Linked DNA regions of Homo sapiens: all the other regions are linked to region 2. Evidence: chromatin contacts called from ENCODE Hi-C or POLR2A ChIA-PET data. All regions are on one chromosome and are shown on one strand. Each heading gives the region's core, a stretch centred on a gene start or an enhancer-like site at or near the end of the contact. The rest is flanking DNA. Distances are from core to core; before and after follow the strand shown.

The links. Hi-C counts contacts between places; a loop is a spot of excess contacts on that map. ChIA-PET counts read pairs that join two places held with the same protein, here RNA polymerase II (POLR2A). Pooled maps may share reads with other maps.
Region 1: a pooled map shows a loop between it and region 2 (4-fold over the local background). The contact joins the enhancer-like site here to the promoter of CEP295 in region 2. A Hi-C loop is called at or near these places in 1 of 168 maps with a recorded cell type or tissue (CD8-positive, alpha-beta T cell), 2 of 37 single-sample maps with no recorded cell type and 4 of 50 pooled maps.
Region 3: a map with no recorded cell type shows a loop between it and region 2 (3-fold over the local background). The contact joins the promoter of MTNR1B here to the promoter of CEP295 in region 2. A Hi-C loop is called at or near these places in 1 of 168 maps with a recorded cell type or tissue (naive thymus-derived CD4-positive, alpha-beta T cell) and 1 of 37 single-sample maps with no recorded cell type. POLR2A ChIA-PET finds 5 or more read pairs at or near these places in 2 of 52 experiments (H1 and PC-9).

The regions. Positions count from the first base shown.
Region 1 is chr11:94,472,216-94,474,915 of GRCh38, forward strand. The region is part of intron 7 of MRE11 (MRE11 double strand break repair nuclease); the gene reads right to left. Among named protein-coding and RNA genes, the nearest start is that of MIR548L, 7.0 kb to the left of the region's middle. Within about 2 kb of position 1,421, at least 4 of the 41 ENCODE cell types and tissues checked have a DNase peak (open chromatin) inside an H3K27ac peak, as active enhancers do; they include CD8-positive, alpha-beta T cell, where a contact is called at or near this core.
Region 2 is chr11:93,660,366-93,663,065 of GRCh38, forward strand. CEP295 (centrosomal protein 295) reads left to right here and starts at 1,317. Exons shown (of 30, transcript NM_033395.2): 1 at 1,317-1,409. RefSeq lists a silencer at 1,081-1,150 and an enhancer at 1,311-1,440.
Region 3 is chr11:92,968,239-92,970,938 of GRCh38, forward strand. It overlaps MTNR1B (melatonin receptor 1B), which reads left to right and starts at 1,413. Exons shown (of 2, transcript NM_005959.5): 1 at 1,413-1,710. The coding sequence starts at 1,488. LOC124902733 (a long non-coding RNA gene) reads left to right here. Exons shown (of 2, transcript XR_007062838.1): 2 at 1-677. RefSeq lists an enhancer at 1,961-2,460.

The DNA.
Region 1 (2,700 bases), core at 171-2,670, 810 kb after region 2:
CTCACATAAGTGCTAAGAGTTTTCAATATCAAATATTAAATAAACAAGTGATATGCAAACTATGGTATTATACCTATATCAGTTATTATTTAAAGATACATGAAATGCAAGGTGATAGAAGACAAGAAGGAATAGTTTTCCCTAATATTAACTTACATCATTGGAGATTCAAGTAAAAGTGTTCACATAGTTTAACCAAGCATTCATTTAATCCAAACCAATATTCTTCCATTCACCCAACAAATACTGTTACCCAAACACTGTCTACTTTATGTCAGATGTCCCAGGCTTCTTCTAGATATGGAAGACACAGCAGTGAACAAAGTCCTTGTTCTAGTGTGGGAAACAAGCAATGCAGGTTGAGTCCCTAATCTGAAAATCCAAAATCCAAAATATTTTAAGTGCCAACATGGCACCACAAGTGGTAAATTCCACACATAAATACTTAACACAAACTTTGTTTCATGCACAAAATTATTTTAAAACATGTATAAAATTAACTTAAGGCCATGTGTATAAGGTATATATAAAATGTAAACAAATTTCATGTTTAGACTTGGGTTCCATCCCCAACATATGTGCAAATATTCCAAAATCCAAAAAATCCAAAATCTTAAACACTTCTGGTCCCAAGCATTTCAGATAAGGGATACTCAATCTCTAATACAAGATGTATATGCATGTGTGTAAGTATGCACATGTATAACTTGTCAGTTAGTGATAGGTGCTGTAAAGAAAAATAAAGGGAAAAGTGACATAGAAGTGCCATACTCCTCTCTACATACACAGGGTAGTCAGGAAGACCTCTCTGACTAGCATCAAATGAGCAGAGAACTGAGATGAAGCATCAGTACGCGGAGAGAGAAAGTCCTAAGCAGTAGAAGAGCAGATGGTGCTAAAGTGGGAATGTGTTCAGTGAATTCAAGGAACAGCAAGGAGAACAGAAGGGCTAAGCAGAATAAATGCAGGGAAGACAGAATATACAGGCTTGTGTATCCAGGAATGTTTTTATGTAAAAAACATACATCTAAGGTATGAGATTATCACAACTACTAAAGAAAAGCAGAATAATTCCCAAATACAACATGATGCCATTGTGCCTTCATTGAGTGCTGGTTCTTTCCCGGAAGAAGAAGGGAGGATGATGCTGGTAGGCTGACTGTAATTTGTGACCTAGAAGTGATCACAATATCCTTGTTGAAAGATTTTGCATGACCAAGTCATCTCCAAATTCAGATTCTTTCTTCTTTGAAACAAGAGAAAAAAACAGTTGATGTAGAGAAACAAATGGGAAATAAGGCAAAATGCAGAAGGCTCAAGATTCTCACCCAATCTGTGAAAACCTTCTTTGTTTTAAATATGAAAGCAGAAGTATCTTGAGAATGCACAGGGTGACAAATGAATCTAACAGCATTACCAAAGAACCACATAACCACAGTGAAGGGGGTGGGGAGAAAATGAGCTAAGTAAGTTTGAAAAATTAGGTTTCAACTAGATACAGAAAGGCTAAAGACTAAAATAACTTACACAAACATTGTAACCTAGTTGGGAAAGTTGTTTTGCACAGGGGTATGAGTTAGCAATTTTGAAATTACTTTATAATTTCAAATTATACCAGGATTGGAAATATAATTAAACCAAGATTGAAAAAATAAGTAAACATATATATTTATAATATGATCCAGGCTTCTGTTAGACAAAGAAGTCACAAGTAAGGAAAGGGAGAAGACAAAAATGGACCTTGTAGGGCTGGATTAGAATCAGTCTGAACTTATCATTGGTTTTTTAAGCACATATATAGACATGTATGTATGCATGGGTTACTATATACACATATATCTATTCCCATAACTCTGTTCATTCAGAGTGCTGAGCAAGCCCTGGTAGCAGTAAGCACACCTAGTACGCATTTGTGGATTTCTGAATACCACTCTCCAATAAAAAGAATCAGAGCACCTTGGAGAAATGGTTGATTCCAGGGCTAGGTAGGAAAATATCAGGTTGGTGCAAAAGTAATTGTGATTTTTGCCATTACAAGAGCCAAGAGCCTAGACCATCTTGAGGTGCCAAAAAGCTAACTAAGGTCATGACCTCAAAACAGATGGGAAGACATTGAAAGGACACAGAGGCCAACATAAAAGAGAATGCAATGGTCAAAGCTGCAACAATCAGAGGAACAGTAGCAACCAAAAAACTGATAGTACTGGATCTTCAAGTCCATAATGACATAAATAAGTAAGTAAATAGAGAAGAAGGGACAAATTTTCCTTACAGAAGAATTCCATTAATAAATATAGAAAGAATGAAGGAAATCAAAACTTACAATTAAAATACCACAGTATTAATTACTGGAAATAAGATCACCCATGGATGCTAAAATTAGCGAGTAAAAGTTTAAGGTGAAACAGGATATTTGCATAGTCTCAAAGTATTTTCCCAAAAATATTTATTAATTGAAAAGTAGAAAATGGGAACTTTACAGCAGAGAAAGCTGTTACACATTCCCTTAATCAAATGATGAGGGGGGCAATGAGAAAAATCAACATCATATGGTGACTACCCATTCCCCTTACCAATGCTGCTATTCTACCTTTCATTTGGCTTAAATTCTTAGAATTACTTATGAGTTTTCCTTTCAACTCATCATCCCTACTTTGGCATAGTACAAAAAAATGGTAGACCTGGGAAGCTCTATGGAAG
Region 2 (2,700 bases), core at 67-2,566:
TATCTCATAAACAGCTCAAATTCAAAATATTCAAAGCTTAACTTATTACTTCTCCCTCCTGGTTCTCTTCATGTGTGTTCCAGGAGGATGTTATCACTATCTACCCAGGTGCTAGGTATCTGGGACTTGGGCATCACCCTTGTTTTCTCCTCTTGTGCCTCCCATAACCAGGTAACCACCAATTCCTGATGTTTGGCTTCCTATTCAATCTACTCACCTCTCTCCATTCTCATTGCTATTATCTTTCACTTTCTGTAGTAGTATACGGCCTTCTGTCTTCACTCTCTCTGACCTTTTCCCCACTGTGCAGCCAGATCTGATCGTGTCAGCAACTTCCCATCCCCACCCCCCATTTTTAATCCTTTGATTCCTGATGTTTAACCCCCATGACCCAGACTGCAAAATCTAGTATAGGCATCATAATCCATCCAGAGTAACATAATGTACTCGGCACATAACAGATACTCAATAGGTATTAACCTGTGCTCACCGCCTGATTATTGGTTATTTACAGCAGATAAATCCGTGAGGTGCTCTCCGTGCGCTGTACCTCTGGAGGCACAGGGTAACATACGGCTCATTGTTGTTATGAGCTGGAGGCCTTAAATGAAAGCTATAAGACGTTAACTGCGCATAATAGTACCAATGAATTCCGTAGTCAGTACAGAAAAGGATGCATATCCCAAGATATCTTCATGATGGGGCCTTAAAACAAAAGTCACCCTCATGGCTCTGCACTTTTTTTTTTTTTTTTTAGACAGGCTTTGGCTCTGTCGCCCAGGCTGGAGTGCAGTACTGGCGGGATCTCGGCTCACTGCAACCTCCACCTCCTGGGTTCAAGCGATTCTCCTGCCTCAGCCTCCCGAGTAGCTGGGATTACAGGCGCCCACCACCACGCACGGCTAATTTTTGCTGTTGTCGTATTTTTTGTAAAGATGAGGTTTCACCATGTTTTTAAAAGGACTTGGTCTTGAACTCATAACCAAAAATACATAACCTCGAACTCTTGGGCTCAAGTGATCCTCCCGCCTTGGCCTCCCAAAGTGCTGGGATTACAGGCGCGAGCCACCGAGCGCGGCCCATACGGGAAAACGTCAAAGCCTGACAGGTGTGACAAATAATGGGCCCCTAGGCAGGCTGGGGCTGGCGCGTGCCTGTGCGCGTGCGCGGGGCGCGGGGTTTTTAACACCGCGCAGCCTTCCCGGCGGCCCCCGAGGAAGGCGGGACAGGGCCTATTCCCGCGGTTTGGTCCGGCCATTGGCGGGCGGTTTGAATGACGGAAGTGACGGCGGCTCGGCGATGGCTCTCCCGCAGGCGCAGAAACGGCTGCTGGGCAGCTGATGGGCAGGAGCTTACCAGGCTGGCTTGCTCTGAGCTGCGGTTACTGTGTCCAGGCCCCGGGTTCTCAGGTGAGTCAGGGATGCACTGGCTTCCCAGTCGCCCCGTAGGAGCATGACTCCCCGAGGCCCAAGAGCTGGGATTGTATTCCGGAGGAATGGGATCCCAGGAAGGCGCCTTGTTGCGAACGCAGGTACGGCTCGCGTTTCTCAGGCTCCGCAGGCCGTGGGCCCTGCCCGCGGTCGGGCTGGCGGCTGTAAGGAGTGTCCGGACCAGACCCGGTAACTCAGTGCGAGAGGCTTTGCGCGCTCTCCTGGGGTCGGGTCGCGCGAGCTTCCCACGCAGCCTCCCCTGTCGCGGAGCTTCCGTGTCGGGGGAGGGGCGCTTCCCCCAGATCACCCGCGGACATGGCCTGCCACCTGGTAGCTGTTAAAAGAGCCTTGCCTGGATCGTTTCATGCAAAGAGCACGCTCTCTTTTGGTGTCTGCCACCTTAATCTCACAGTTATTCAATCCTGTCACAAACTCAACTTTTAAAACAATGGTGAACTTTTGAGTCCTTAATACTTAGAGTGTATTTGAAGACTTCACGCTAAGTCACATAGACGTCAGAACAAACCTTTTGGGGTAGATATTATTATTCCCTTTATACAGTTTAAGAAAACGAAACCAAAGTGACTTCAGTGACTTGGCCAGTATCTTCCTGCTAATAAGTGGCAGTGTTGGGTCTTGAACCCAGATCTTCCAAGTTTAGTGTTAATTTTGTGATTACTATGTACCAGGAGCCATTTAATCCTCAGGACGAAATCTTGCAAGATAAGTAGTATAATCTTCAATATTGGATAGTAATAAAATGTAGAATTTAAAAATCCATATTACTAAGAATAAATAATTAATAAACAAGTAAATGGGGCAGCAGGGAAAACTTCCTTACAGCAGGATTCCGATTGATAATTGTAGAAGGAATAATGGAAATAGAAAATACTATTTGGTAAACACCACAGTAGTTGTTTCAGACAACAGTCATCAATGGATACTAACGTCAATGGGCAAAAGTATGATGAAAAGCATATTTCTGTAGCCTCTACTCTGTCTTCATGAGATATTTATAAAGGAAAAGTAGTAACTACAGAGGAGAAACCTGGTGGACATCATCTTAACCAAGTGACCAAAATTCAGCATCATTTACCTCTTGATAACAATGCACTGAAAAGGTGCCTAATCAATTCTGTGGTGTTCTTGCCAAAAATACATAACCTCAGTTTAATCACATAAGATTAGACAAATCTAAATGGAGGGACATTCAACAAAGTACTTGGCCAGTATTTTCAAAAATGACAGGGTCTTGAAAAGACAGACTGAG
Region 3 (2,700 bases), core at 163-2,662, 690 kb before region 2:
AACAATCCAGAAATTTTTTGGTGTTTGTTTCTCAATACCCACCCTCAAATGTAACCACTTTTCTGATTTCTATTAGAAAATAGATTAATTTTCCCTGATTTTGGACTTCCTATAACTGGAATAATATGGTATATATTTTTTGGTATCTGGCTTCTTTTGTTCAATACAACATATTTGTGATTAATCCATGCTGTTGTGTAGGTCAATCATCTTTATTGCTGAGTAGTATTCCATTGCAAGGTCATACCATAATTTGCTTATCCATTCTTCTGTTGGTGGAAATTGCAGGTGTTACCAGATTTGAGCTCCTATAAACAAGGCTGCTCTGGACATTCTTGTACAGGTCTTTTGGTGGAAATATACTTTCCTTTTCATTTGGAACTTCTGGTCATAGAATAGGTGTATATTTAACTTTATTAGGAGCTAACAGACAGCTCTTCAAAGTGGCTATACCATTTTGCATTCTCATAAAAGCAGTGTATGAGGGTTCTGGTTGCTTAACTTCCTCCACAAATATAGGATAATCAGTCATTTTGATTTTAGTGATTCTAATGGGTGTGAAAAGTGCTTTGGGGTCATAAGATTAGCCCCCATTAGAAGTTATCTATTATTATTATCACCAGATCACGACTCAAACATTTTTAATAAAGGGCACCTGAGTTCCTTCTTTATTGTAATCATGCCTCAATCTTCTTCTTGTCCTAACCCCTCCAAAAACCACATCATAACCCCCAATATTGGCCATACATCTATTTAAGTATTATGTGTAAATATATGTTGGTAAATATGTTAAAGTATTGGCTTTATAAAGAGGACCCAGTAGAGACATCATCAATGCCCCCCACAATACCCAGCGAGTGCTTGGAAAATGGCTAGGTTCGTATTTTTCTGCAGCTCCCTAGAATATAACAGTCTACCCTACTTTGTTCTGGGCTCTGTCCCCACATCTTAGGAGTTGCATTCTCTTTCGGGCTGCACAGCCCTATGGGACGTCAAACCTTGCCTTTCTTGACAACTGATGGGAGGTCCCTACCATCAGCACCTTCTCCAGTCTATCAACCTGGGTTGGACGTCCCTACCTAGACACAGCTTCTCTTGGGGACGCTGTGGAGGAAATCGGGGTCTCGGGTGTGGCTATATACTCAGGGACAGAAGCTAGACGCGCTCCGCAGCCTGAGGTGGGCCAGGCACCTGCTGGGCTCGGGGTGGCAGAGACAGCTGTGCGGTCCCAGCTGTTCCTGAGCGCACCGCTGAGGGACGCACTCCCTTCTACAACGGCTGCACCCCAAGTCCTCCTCCCATTCCTATATTTTTCTCCATCCCCTGCCCACGCTTAATTAGTTATCTCCTCCAGACCCCTCCCCACTGGCCTCCTCCCTTGCACACGCGAGCTGGGCAGGGAAGAGAGCGCCCGGCTCAGTACTGCGCGCGCCCTGCGGCTGTCCGGGGCCGCGCGGTGGCCAAAGCACAGCGCGGGAGAGTCTGCGATGTCAGAGAACGGCTCCTTCGCCAACTGCTGCGAGGCGGGCGGGTGGGCAGTGCGCCCGGGCTGGTCGGGGGCTGGCAGCGCGCGGCCCTCCAGGACCCCTCGACCTCCCTGGGTGGCTCCAGCGCTGTCCGCGGTGCTCATCGTCACCACCGCCGTGGACGTCGTGGGCAACCTCCTGGTGATCCTCTCCGTGCTCAGGAACCGCAAGCTCCGGAACGCAGGTGAGCACCATTCCTGATGCTGGGTGCTGGCATCGGGCCCTTCCTTGTCTTCTGATCTTGTCCCTGACCCCGGGATATGCGCTGCCTTTTCCCTCCTCAGCCCGGGCTCCCCTTTCCCTTCACTCTAACCTATTCCTTAAGTTTGACTCTGCACTCAAAAGTTAGGGTGAGTTTTGCCCCTCCGAAGTGCGGCTGCCCAGGACGCGCTTGGCACAGAGGGAATTGCGGAAAGTTTTACTGGCGCGCTTTTTGGCCGGGCGCCGGCGCTGTGGGAACCCACGCTGCTGGATGCCATCGCTACCCCGTCGCGCTCCAATGCGTGTCTTTCCAGAGGTGCCCACATCAGGCCACAGAAATCTCACCACCTGTACTTGACATCCCACTTCCTTCCTTGCCAAGCACTGTAGCTTTATGTAGTAGTCGCTTAGAAAATCCTTGCTGAAAAAATGAGTTAATCAATGGAAGCATTTCAGTAGGTTTTGTGTCAAAAACTTATCTCCAGGTCATCTGAAGACCCAATTCCAGTTGACGGAGAGTAAATGCAGAAATTGCAGATTCTGCTTGGACTGAACTAAATTGCTTTGAAATATTGTGGTCTTTTCCGAAGACTGGGAATTCCTGGGATTAACTGTGAAAATTAAAGCAATGATTTGGCTAAATCGTGTTGTAATCCTGAAAATATTTTTCCTATTTCAATCCACTCTCATTTCAATATTCCCCTAGTCAGGTCTTCAAAGAAACAAAACCAGAGTGGGGGGCAGTATCTGAACTCTAGCCCTCACAGGTCATGGGGCATGATGACCACTTCAGCTTAGGAAGGAGCTCAGTCACCTGTTTGTTAATTTTGCAGTTTCTTCAAGTTGGGCCTTGGGAGCAAATTCAAATATTAGAGTGAATTAAAATGGAAAGATAGCAGCAGTAAAACAACCATATAGCTTAAAAATGCTTTTCTAAGGAGTCAGACCATTTTTAGCAAATAGTAATATGTAT